3 separate regions of the Homo sapiens genome follow, and regions 1 and 3 are each linked to region 2. Evidence: chromatin contacts called from ENCODE Hi-C or POLR2A ChIA-PET data. All regions are on one chromosome and are shown on one strand. The core of a region is the stretch at or near the end of the contact, and the rest is flanking DNA. Distances in the headings are between cores, read along the strand shown. Region 1 holds the start of PPTC7 (protein phosphatase targeting COQ7). Region 2 has its middle 31 kb from the start of C12orf76. Region 3 overlaps ANAPC7 (anaphase promoting complex subunit 7).

What was found. A loop is a pair of places that touch in the nucleus more often than their neighbours do. ChIA-PET counts read pairs that join two places held with the same protein, here RNA polymerase II (POLR2A). Pooled maps may share reads with other maps.
Region 1: a pooled map shows a loop between it and region 2 (6-fold over the local background). The contact joins the promoter of PPTC7 here to the enhancer-like site in region 2. A Hi-C loop is called at or near these places in 7 of 50 pooled maps. POLR2A ChIA-PET finds 5 or more read pairs at or near these places in 2 of 52 experiments (H1 and activated CD8-positive, alpha-beta memory T cell).
Region 3: a loop to region 2 is called in a pooled map, with 2.6 times the contacts of the local background. The contact joins two enhancer-like sites. A Hi-C loop is called at or near these places in 1 of 168 maps with a recorded cell type or tissue (left cardiac atrium) and 4 of 50 pooled maps. POLR2A ChIA-PET finds 5 or more read pairs at or near these places in 6 of 52 experiments (BJ, GM10248, activated B cell and 3 more).

The regions. Positions count from the first base shown.
Region 1 is chr12:110,581,736-110,584,767 of GRCh38, reverse strand. It overlaps PPTC7 (protein phosphatase targeting COQ7), which reads left to right and starts at 1,450. Exons shown (of 6, transcript NM_139283.2): 1 at 1,450-1,959. The coding sequence starts at 1,737. RefSeq lists silencers at 1,298-1,627, 1,668-1,817.
Region 2 is chr12:110,078,171-110,081,362 of GRCh38, reverse strand. No RefSeq gene overlaps it. Among named protein-coding and RNA genes, the nearest start is that of C12orf76, 31 kb to the right of the region's middle. RefSeq lists enhancers at 1,497-1,626, 1,767-1,846 and a cis regulatory region at 1,108-1,938. Within about 2 kb of position 1,487, at least 19 of the 41 ENCODE cell types and tissues checked have a DNase peak (open chromatin) inside an H3K27ac peak, as active enhancers do.
Region 3 is chr12:110,382,823-110,386,195 of GRCh38, reverse strand. It overlaps ANAPC7 (anaphase promoting complex subunit 7), which reads left to right. Exons shown (of 11, transcript NM_016238.3): 7 at 3,236-3,353. Among named protein-coding and RNA genes, the nearest start is that of ANAPC7, 19 kb to the left of the region's middle. RefSeq lists an enhancer at 1,396-1,455. Within about 2 kb of position 1,780, at least 3 of the 41 ENCODE cell types and tissues checked have a DNase peak (open chromatin) inside an H3K27ac peak, as active enhancers do.

The sequences.
Region 1 (3,032 bases), core at 201-2,700, 500 kb before region 2:
GTTGAGTTGATAGTTGGCAGCATTTTAAATATATTAAGAAAGCATAAAAAAGGACCATTTAAAAACGAGGTGGGAATCCCCAAAGTAACAATGGTCTTGTTAAAAGTGAACTAGAAAAAGACTGCTGTTTCTGAGAAATATATGTTTCAATCAAACTAAAAATTACTCTAAATTGAATTACTTGCCCCAAAGCTCATTTTCTGTTGTTTGTGAACCCCATTCACTCAATCATTCCTGTATTCAACAAACATGACTTTCTTTTATCATTTGTGTTCTTATTCCATTACTCCTTCCTTTTTTTTTTTTTGAGATGGAGTCCAGCTCTGTCTCCCAGGCTGGAATGCAGTGGCGCTGTCTCGGCTCACTGCAACCTCTGCCTCCCAGGTTCAAGCGATTCTCCTGTCTCAGCCTCCTGAGTAGCTGGCATTACAATCGTTTGTCACCAAGCCCAGCTAATTTTTTTTTGTATTTTCAGTAGAGACCATGTTGGCCAGGCTGGTGTTGAACTCCTGACCTCAAGTGATCTGCCCACCTCGGCCTTCCAAAGTGCTGGGATTACAGGTGTGAGCCACCACGCCCAGCCCATTATTCCTTCTTTTATTCCACAGACATTTACACACTCTCCTACTGTGTGCCAGGCATTGCTTTAGATTCTAATAATTGAGCAGCAAATGATCCTTGTCCTTGGGAAACTTAGAATCTAGTGAAATATTCATTCATTCTTTCATTCATTCACATATTTACTGGGTGCTCACGTGTTCTGGGGATACAGCAACAGAAAACACAGGACCCTCAGGTAAACGAATTACATTCCAAAGGGTAGAAGCGAAAGCAAGGGCAAAGGTCTTGAGACAGCTGTGAGCATGGCTAGAGGCCAGTTAGCAAAAGGGACATGACACCATCTGTGTCCCCTCCCACTCTGATAGGGACACATAACATTTTCTCAATTTTTCCTAAAAGACTACAAAAAGTCTCTTCTTTCCAAACAGTTTGCCGCCCTAAATCCTTCCAGTATATTACTTGGGGAGGTGTCACTAGATCTGTGTACCTCTGTTTCTCATTATGTGACTCCATTCTGGTTTCTTGCAGGTTTTTGTTTAAAGGAATGGTGGCGTTATTTATTTAAAACAGGCTTTAAAAGATACGGTTAAAACAGGGTAGAAAACCCTCACGTGGCCCACCTGCAATTCCTACTAACTTAACATAGGTCCCGCGTCTGAGGAATCCCCCTAGGTCCTAAATCTTTGGCAGCCAAGTCAAAAGTGACTACGACTCCGGGACTATAATTCCCAAGAGACACTGCGTCCGCACCCTCTGCGCATGTTCAACCTTGGTGACTGCATAAGGCAGCGAGCCCAAGGGGCTGGGCTTGGGCCTGAGCGGTGAATCGGGGCGGGGCTAGGGGCAGGGCCAGGGAGGGGGCGGTGCTGCCGGCACCGCCCGGAACACGCTAGTGGAGCGGAAGATGGCGGCGGCGGCGGCGGCCGCTGCAGCCGGGACTTCAGTTGGGCTGAGGCGGAGGAGCCGCCGCTTCTGACCTCGCTCTGGCTCCGGTGCGCGCGGCTGAGCGCGTGCGAGGCCCCGCGCGTCGGGCAGGGGCGGCGGCGGCCACTGCGCGCCGCCCTGAGGAGCGCCCCAGCGGCGGCGCGACTGCGGCTGAGGAGAGAGCCGGCTCCGGGCCTCCGCGTCCTCCTGCTCCCCCGGCCCCCCGCCTCCTCGGGGGGGCGGCGGCGGCGATGTTCTCGGTCCTCTCGTACGGGCGGCTGGTGGCCCGCGCCGTGCTCGGCGGCCTCTCGCAGACCGACCCCAGGGCCGGCGGCGGCGGCGGCGGCGACTACGGACTGGTGACGGCCGGCTGCGGCTTCGGGAAGGACTTCCGTAAGGGCCTCCTCAAGAAGGGCGCGTGCTACGGGGACGACGCGTGCTTCGTGGCCCGGCACCGTTCCGCGGACGTGCTCGGTGAGTCCCCGACCCGGTTCCCTTGCCCCAGCCTCGGATCCGCCTCCCGGGGACTCCCCGCGCGGGGCTTCCCCAGTTCCTCCCGGCGGCGAAAGGAGCCAGAGCGCTCACATGGAGGGAGCGCTTACTATGCGCCAGGCGCCGTGCCAAGCGCTCCGAGGCGCGTTTTCCGCTTGAACGACCCCCATTTTAGAGAGGAGGAAACTAAGGCGCACAGCGGTCAAGTCGTGTGCTCAAGGTCACAACCCGAGAGTGTGACCGGTCTGTCCGAGTCCAGAGCCACACTCTCGGTCTCACTCGGCCGTGCCAGCCCTGGGCGACCTCGTCCCCTCCCTGGGCGACACCTGCAGGCTCCTAACCTCGTTCTGGTTCCCTCTCCGCATGCCCCGGGGATCCCTGCCTCTTCGCGTGCTCCCGACACCACAGCCCGGCCCAGGCTGCGGGATCGCCGGCCGACAGGCAGTCGTGAGCCCCCAGACAGCCCGGCCGTATTCTTTCGCCGCCTGGATGGTAACCAAATCTTCACCCTTTTCGGAGTGTGGCGGTGGGGGCTGCTGGCTTGGCGAAAAAACCCTCACAGCGTTTTCTCCCAAATTGATCTTGTCCACTTGCGGTCACTTGGGGGTTGGCAGAGTCTCCTTGATCCAAAATAGAATGGTCGAGCCTACTTGTAGATTGCAGCCGGTAAAGCTCTGAGGATTGGTCACAGCCTTTTCAGGCCACAGGTGCTCCCTGAGGCCTATTCCAGTTATACCTTTTGGGGGTGGGAGACTACGGAGAGAGCTGGCAGAAAGGGCTAAATATAGTTCACAAGCAGTCAGAAACTTTACCATAATGTACGCCTTAGGAGATTTTGTGTATGCTATGGGATATTGTGCCGTTAAAACTCTTTGAATGAATAAAGCAATGCGCTCGCTTTGAAATTGAAGGACGTGTTGTCATTGAACTTGGGTTCAAATGTCACTTTGATTTCCCTTCCCAGGTGAGACTAAGTTTTTGGTTACTTTAAATTTCATATGCTGAGGCAGAGTTTGGCATTGGAACAAATGATTCTGTAACTTTTTTATGACAGT
Region 2 (3,192 bases), core at 238-2,737:
CAGGCTGGAGTGCAGTGGCATGAACATGGCTCACTGCAGCCTTGACCTTCCGGGCTCAAGCGATCCTCCCACCTCAGCCTCCCGAGTGGTTGAGACCACAGGCGTGCACCACCACTGGCTGATTTATTTTTATATCTTGTAGAGACAGGGCCTCCCTCTGTTGCCCAGGATGATCTTGAACTCCTGGGCTCAAGCAATCCTGCTGCTTTGGCTGCCCAAAGTGCTGGGATTACAGGTGTGAGCCACCACACCCGGGTTCCACCTATCTTCGTGTTTAATACTTGACTCCATTCTGTTCCAGTAATTTATCTGTCAGGTCCCTTACTAGAGCGGCTTTAATTTCACAGCTTTACCATCGCTCTTAATATCTCCTTGGCCACCGGCTTACTTGTGAAGTGTTCATCCCGTGGCCTCTGGATACTCACTGTCTCCTGGTCTTCCTCTCCTCCCTAGTGCCTCAGCTTAGTCTCCTTGATGTTGGTGTCCTTTAAGGAGCTGTCTTCAGTCCCCCTCCATGTCACTGTACCCTTTCCCTGGGCAGGACCCTGTCTCCACTCTTGCCCTTTCTGCCCATTTTCCAGGGTGCAGCCAGAGTGCTCTGAGTTGCAAATGAGATCATGCCACACCCTTGTTTATAAACCCACTTATTGCTCTCAGGGAAAATTCCAGACAGACTCCTTAACACCAGCACATAACGGCTGGACGAGGTTCAGGTGAATGTAGTTTGTTGGGAGGTGACCCAGGAAGAGGCATGGGGAAGGGAGGCAGGGAAGGGAAGGCAATCGACACAGGAAGCACTAAAGAGCAGGTCACGACCAGGCATGGTGGCTCACGCCTGTAATTCCAGCACTTTGGGAGGCTGAGGTGGTTGGATCACTTGAGGTCAGGAGTTCGTGACCAGCCTGGCCAACATAGTGAAACCTTGTCTCTACTAAAAATACAAAAATTAGCCGGGCGTGGTGGAGGGCGCCTGTAATCCCCACCTACTCGGGGAGGCTGAGGCAGAAGAATCGTTTGAACCCGAGAGGGGAAGGTTGCAGTGAGCCGATGTGGCGCCGCTGCACTGCAACCGGGGCAACAGAGCGAGACTCCATCTCGGGGGTGGGAGCGGAGGGGGGTGGAATTAAAAAAGGAAGGGCAGGTCATCGCTGTGGGCATCTGGGCTCTGTCCCACTAGGGTCCCCTGGAGACTGCCTAGACCTGCCTCAGTGCTGTCCCACCTGAGGGAATTGGGGTATTTAATCAGCAGTCCCCTAGCCTCTATTCTCTGAGAGCTCTCTCTCTTCTTTCTCTCTCTCTCTCTCTCGCTCCTTCCTTTTCTTCTTCCTCCTTTCTCCCTGTCTTCTCCCTTCATGGACGTCAGCGCTTGACGCCATGTTTGTTTGTGGCCCCGCCCACAGCCATAGCTGATTGGACTAGGGATAAATAACTAGGCCAATCATTCCCCTTGAATTCCGGAACTGGATAGTGGATCTGGGCTTGCACTCGAACTGTGGACACCTAACCTTGAAGGCAGTGTTGGACCACGTGCCCTGGGAGAAACAGAGGAATCCATTGTTTACAGAGACTCACAATGGGCGCACAGAGAGACAAACAGAGGCGGGCCCACGCAGTTTCAAACTGAAAGAGCAACTTCAGCTCAGGACAGTTTAGTTTCTGATTCTATTAATAGGTTCTCATGAGGTTGGGCCACATTTCCTGCACTTGAGCTCTGTGAGATAAGTGTTTCCTCAGAAAAACCTCCCTTTTCTGCTGAAGAATGTCACCTGATTTTCTGTAAATTGTAAACACATACACACACATGACTAAGAAATCCACCATTCAATCCCCAATCCCCATTTCTTCACACGTGGCTTCCTACTTCACAAAGAAACAGAGACCACCATTCTCAACATCCCACTTAGTCTATCAAAATCTTTGAATGGCTCAAATGGTTCCATCTTCTCTACATCCTTGCAACACACACACATTTTCCCATGACTCCATTAAAGACCATTCTTACCTCTCTTTCTTTATTTTTTTAGACGGAGTCTCGCTCTGTCACCCAGGCTGGAGTGCAGTGGCGCGATCTCGGCTCAGTGCAACTTTCACCTCCTAGGTTCAAGTGATTCTTCTATCACCCTTCCGAGTAGCTGGGGTTACAGGCGGGCGCCATCACACCCAGCTAATTTTTGTATTTTTAGTAGAGACAGGTTTTGCCATGTTGGCCAGGCTGTTCTTGAACTCCTGATCTCAGGTGATCCACTCGCCTCGGCCTCCCAAAGTGCTGGGATTACAGGCATGAGCCACAGCACCCGGCCTCTTACCTCTTTTTCCTCCTAGCCAAGACTATAGAAGAAATAGTCCATGCCTGTCTCCACTCTCTCCTCTCATTAGTCCTTACTTGCACTGTTTTGTGGGAAAGCGTTTCATTTTGAAGATGTGACTTGAAGTGTCTGTGGGTTATATAGGTTCATAGATTCATAGACTATGCACAGAATTCAGATATGGTCTGGAGATACAGATTTAGCGTTCAGTGATTTAAAAAGTAATGAACGCAGGCCGGGTGCAGTGGCTTACCTGAGGTCGGGAGTTTGAGACCAGCCTGACCAACATGGAGAAACCCTGTCTCTACTAAAAATACAAAAAATTAGCCGGGCATGGTGGCGCATGCCTGTAATCCCAACTACTCGGGAGTCTGAGGCAGGAGAATCGCTTGAACCCGGGAGGCAGAGGTTGCGGTGAGCCTAGATCGCGCCATGGCACTCCAGCCTGGGCAACAAGAGTGAAACTGTCTCAAAAAAAAAAAAAGTAATGAACGCATATGGTAGAAAAAATTCAGATACAAGCAGGGTGATAAATAAATCGTCAAACACCGACTAATTCCCCCAGCCTCAGCTCGCTTCCCAGAGACCACCTTGTATAGCCTTCCAGATGTGCTAGCTTCATGGGCATGGGACCTGTGCAGTCATATAGGGACCCACACTTAGAAGGAATCTGAATTTGTTTAATGCTTTGCTGTCACCATTTTGAAATGTTTAACTTTTAAATAACGGACTTCACATTTTCATTTTGCACTGGGCCTTGCAAATTATATAGTAGATCCTGTTTCCAGTTATATTCCATGCATAATTAAACATATAATATACATATATACCCCCTCCTCCCACCTGCTTCGCATTTAGCATTTGATTATTCTTAAAACAATGTGTG
Region 3 (3,373 bases), core at 531-3,030, 300 kb before region 2:
TACTTTTTTTAGGTCATGACACATGTCTCTAACGCTTAGGTAATACCATTTGAGCAGCTGTTTTTGCTTGAATTCAAGTGTCTTCTCCCCACAGATCATTATTTGGCTTTTTTTCTTTTGAGGGGGTCATAGCTCCTCCTTATGACTTATAAATTTATGGTGTGCCTGACTGAGAATTTGGATGGCATCCCTAAAACCATAATATCCTTTTAGGGAATTTTGTTTTGCCATGTCCTTAGTATAATTAAAAAGGAATAAGAAAGGGATAAGGTGATTAAAGGCAGTAATTAGGCGTGAACAACAGAAAAATCACTGATCTTGAAAAAGATTGCAGGTGAAGGGTAATCTTCACAGGGACCTCCAACAGATGGCAGTTAGGACACTGGCAGTGAGTTCTCAGGAATAGTGGGAAATAAGGTCAGATAGATATGCTGTCTATTTGTAAAGGTCCAAAAAAGGCCATCAGAAAAACAGGGCCTTGTGACAATAAACAGTCTTATGAGCTCTTAAGCCAGGGGAATGATGGAGCTGGGAAGGGGCCATCCCAAGCGTTTAGATGAGGAAGCAGATCTAGAAGGATGGATTTGTTTGCACAAGATCTCCCCTCACCTCAAGTGCTTATTCCTCTTCTCCAAGCTGCCTGCACCCATGATGAAAATGATGTTTTAGAAATACTAGTCTGGCAACAGCTGGCAGCTTGGAATGGCAATGGCAGCTTGGAATCTCAGACCCAGGCCCAGGGGCTAGCAGGAGCATTGCAGTAATCTTGGCTTGAGAGGAATTTTCATGGGAATCTGAAGGGATAGCAAGGGATGGAAGAGAATGGTGGCAAGAGATGGGTAACAGTGAGCATAGGTCCCTTTTTATAGAATGTGGGTGAGAATAAAGCGGGGGCTGCGGAGAGGCAGTGATTTTTTATTTGTTTGTTTGAGACGGAGTTTCACTCTTGTCGCCCAGGCAGGAGTGCAGTGGCACAATCTCTGCTCACTGCAACCTCCGCCTCCTGGTTAAAGTGACTCTCCCACCTCAGCCTCCCGAGTAGCTGGGATTATAGGCGCCCGCCACCACACCCAACTAATTTTTGTATTTTTTTAGAAGAGACGGGGGTTTCACCATGTTAGCCAGGCTGGTCTGCAACTCCTGACCTTAGGTAATCCACCCGCCTCAGTCTCCCTAAGTGTTGGGATTACAGGCCTGAGCCACTGCACCCAGCCCGAGGCAGTGATCTTTAATGAACTGCATTCTGGATAGAACTACAAGCTTTTTTCTGGAATAGGCCAACTTTTTCTGAGACTGATTGGCTTTTCAGCAGTGTATTTCTGATGGTCTAGAACTCTGGGAAGAGAGACCTTAGTTGATGCCTTTTTTGGGCCTTTTCTGGTTGGGTTAGGGTAGCTGTGTATCACACCACAGGATAGAAGGACAAGCACTTCCTGAAAATAGCAGGCTTTCAAATTGTGAGGTAGGTTGTTCTGCTCCTTTGGTTTTTTGTTTTTTTTGTTTTTTTTTGTTTTTTTTTTGTGAGACAGAGTCTCACAGGCTGGAGTGCAGTGGTGCAATCTCGGCTCACTGCAACCTCCACCTCCTGGTTTAAGCAATTTTCTGCCTCAGCCTCTTGAGTAGCTGGGATTACAGGTGTGTGCCACCACGCCTGGCTAGTTTTTGTATTTTTAGTAGAGATGGGGTTTCACTATCTTGGCCAGGCTGGTCTTGAATTTCCACCTCGGCCTCCCAAAGTGCTGGGATTATAGGCATGAGTCACCGTGCCCGGCCTCCTTTGGTTTTGGTTTTGGTTTTGTTGTTAGAGACAGGGTCTCACTCTGTCACTCAGGCGGGAGTGGCACAAACATAGCTCACTGCAGCCTTGACCTCCTGGGCTCAAGCAATCCTCCTGCCTTAGCCCCCTGAGTAGCTGGGACCACAGGCATGTGCCACTGTGCTTGGCTAATTTTTTTTTCTTTCTATTTTATTTTACTTTATTTTATTTTATGTTTTAGACATAGTCTTACTCTGTTGCCCAGGCTGGAGTGCAGTGGTGCAATCTCGGCTCACTGCAACATCCGCCCTCTGAGTTCAAGCAATTCTCCTGCCTCAGCCTCCCGAGTAGCTGGTATTACAGGCGCCTGCCACTGTGCCTGGCTAATTTTTTGTATTTTTAGTAGAGACGGGGTTTCACCATCTTGGCCAGGCTGGTCTTGAACTCCTGACCTCGTGATCCACCTGCCTCAGCCTCCCAAAGTGCTGGGATTACAGGCATGAGCCACCGCGCCTGGCCCTTCTTTTTTCTTTTTTTTTTCTTTTTTTTTTTTTTTTTTTTTTTGAGACGGAGTCTCGCTCTGTAGCCAAGGCTAGAGTGCAGTGGCACGATCTTGGCTCACTGCAACCTCCGCCTCCCTGATTCAAGCGATTCTCCTGCCTCAGCCTCCTGAGTAGCTGGGATTACAGGCACACGCCACCATGCCCAGCTAATTTTTGTATTTTTAGTAGAGATGGGGTTTCACCTGTTAGCCTAGTCTCGAACTCCTGACCTCGTGATCTGCCCTCCTTGGCCTCCCAAAGTGCTGGGTTTACAGGCATGAACCACTGCACCTGGCCACTTGGCTGATATTTTAAAATTTCTTTAGAGACAGGGTCTCACCATATTGCCCAGGCTGGTCTTGAACTCCTGGGCCCAGGTGATCCTCCTGCCTCTGCCACCCAGAGTGCCAGGATTACAGGTGTGAGCCACCACGCCCAGCTGGGTTTTGCATTTTCTTTTTTTGAGACAGAGTCTCAGTCTGTCACCCAGGCAGTGCAGTGGCGTGATCTCGGCTCACTGCAACCTCTGTCTCCCTGGTTCAAGTGATCCTCCTGCCTCAGCCTCCCAAGTAGCTGGGATTACAGGCGCGTGCCACTATGCCCGGCTAATTTTTTGTATTTTCAGTAGAGATGAGGTTTCACCGTGTTAGCCAGGATGGTCTCGATCTCCTGACCTCGTGATCCACCTGCCTCGGCTTCTTAAAGTGCTGGAATTACAGGTGTGAGCCACTGTGCCCAACCTGGGTTTTGCATTTTAATAGTCACTTTGTAGGAAACTGGAAATAGTAGTTGGAGGAGCCTGTGATGGTGGAAAGGGCTTAGCCCCTGCAGGAGCTGGGGCCTCAGCATGGGGTCTGATGTTGGGTGCTACTCCTGTATGTGGGACCCCTGCTTCTCTTCTTAAAACACCTCTTCTCACTATGTCCTTCTCTTCTAGGAATGGATGTATATGGCTACCTACTGGCACGAGAAGGGCGGCTAGAGGATGTTGAGAACCTTGGATGCCGCCTTTTCAATATCTCTGATCAGCATGCAGAACCGTGGGTGGTTTCTGGGTATGATTATGCATTCTCTT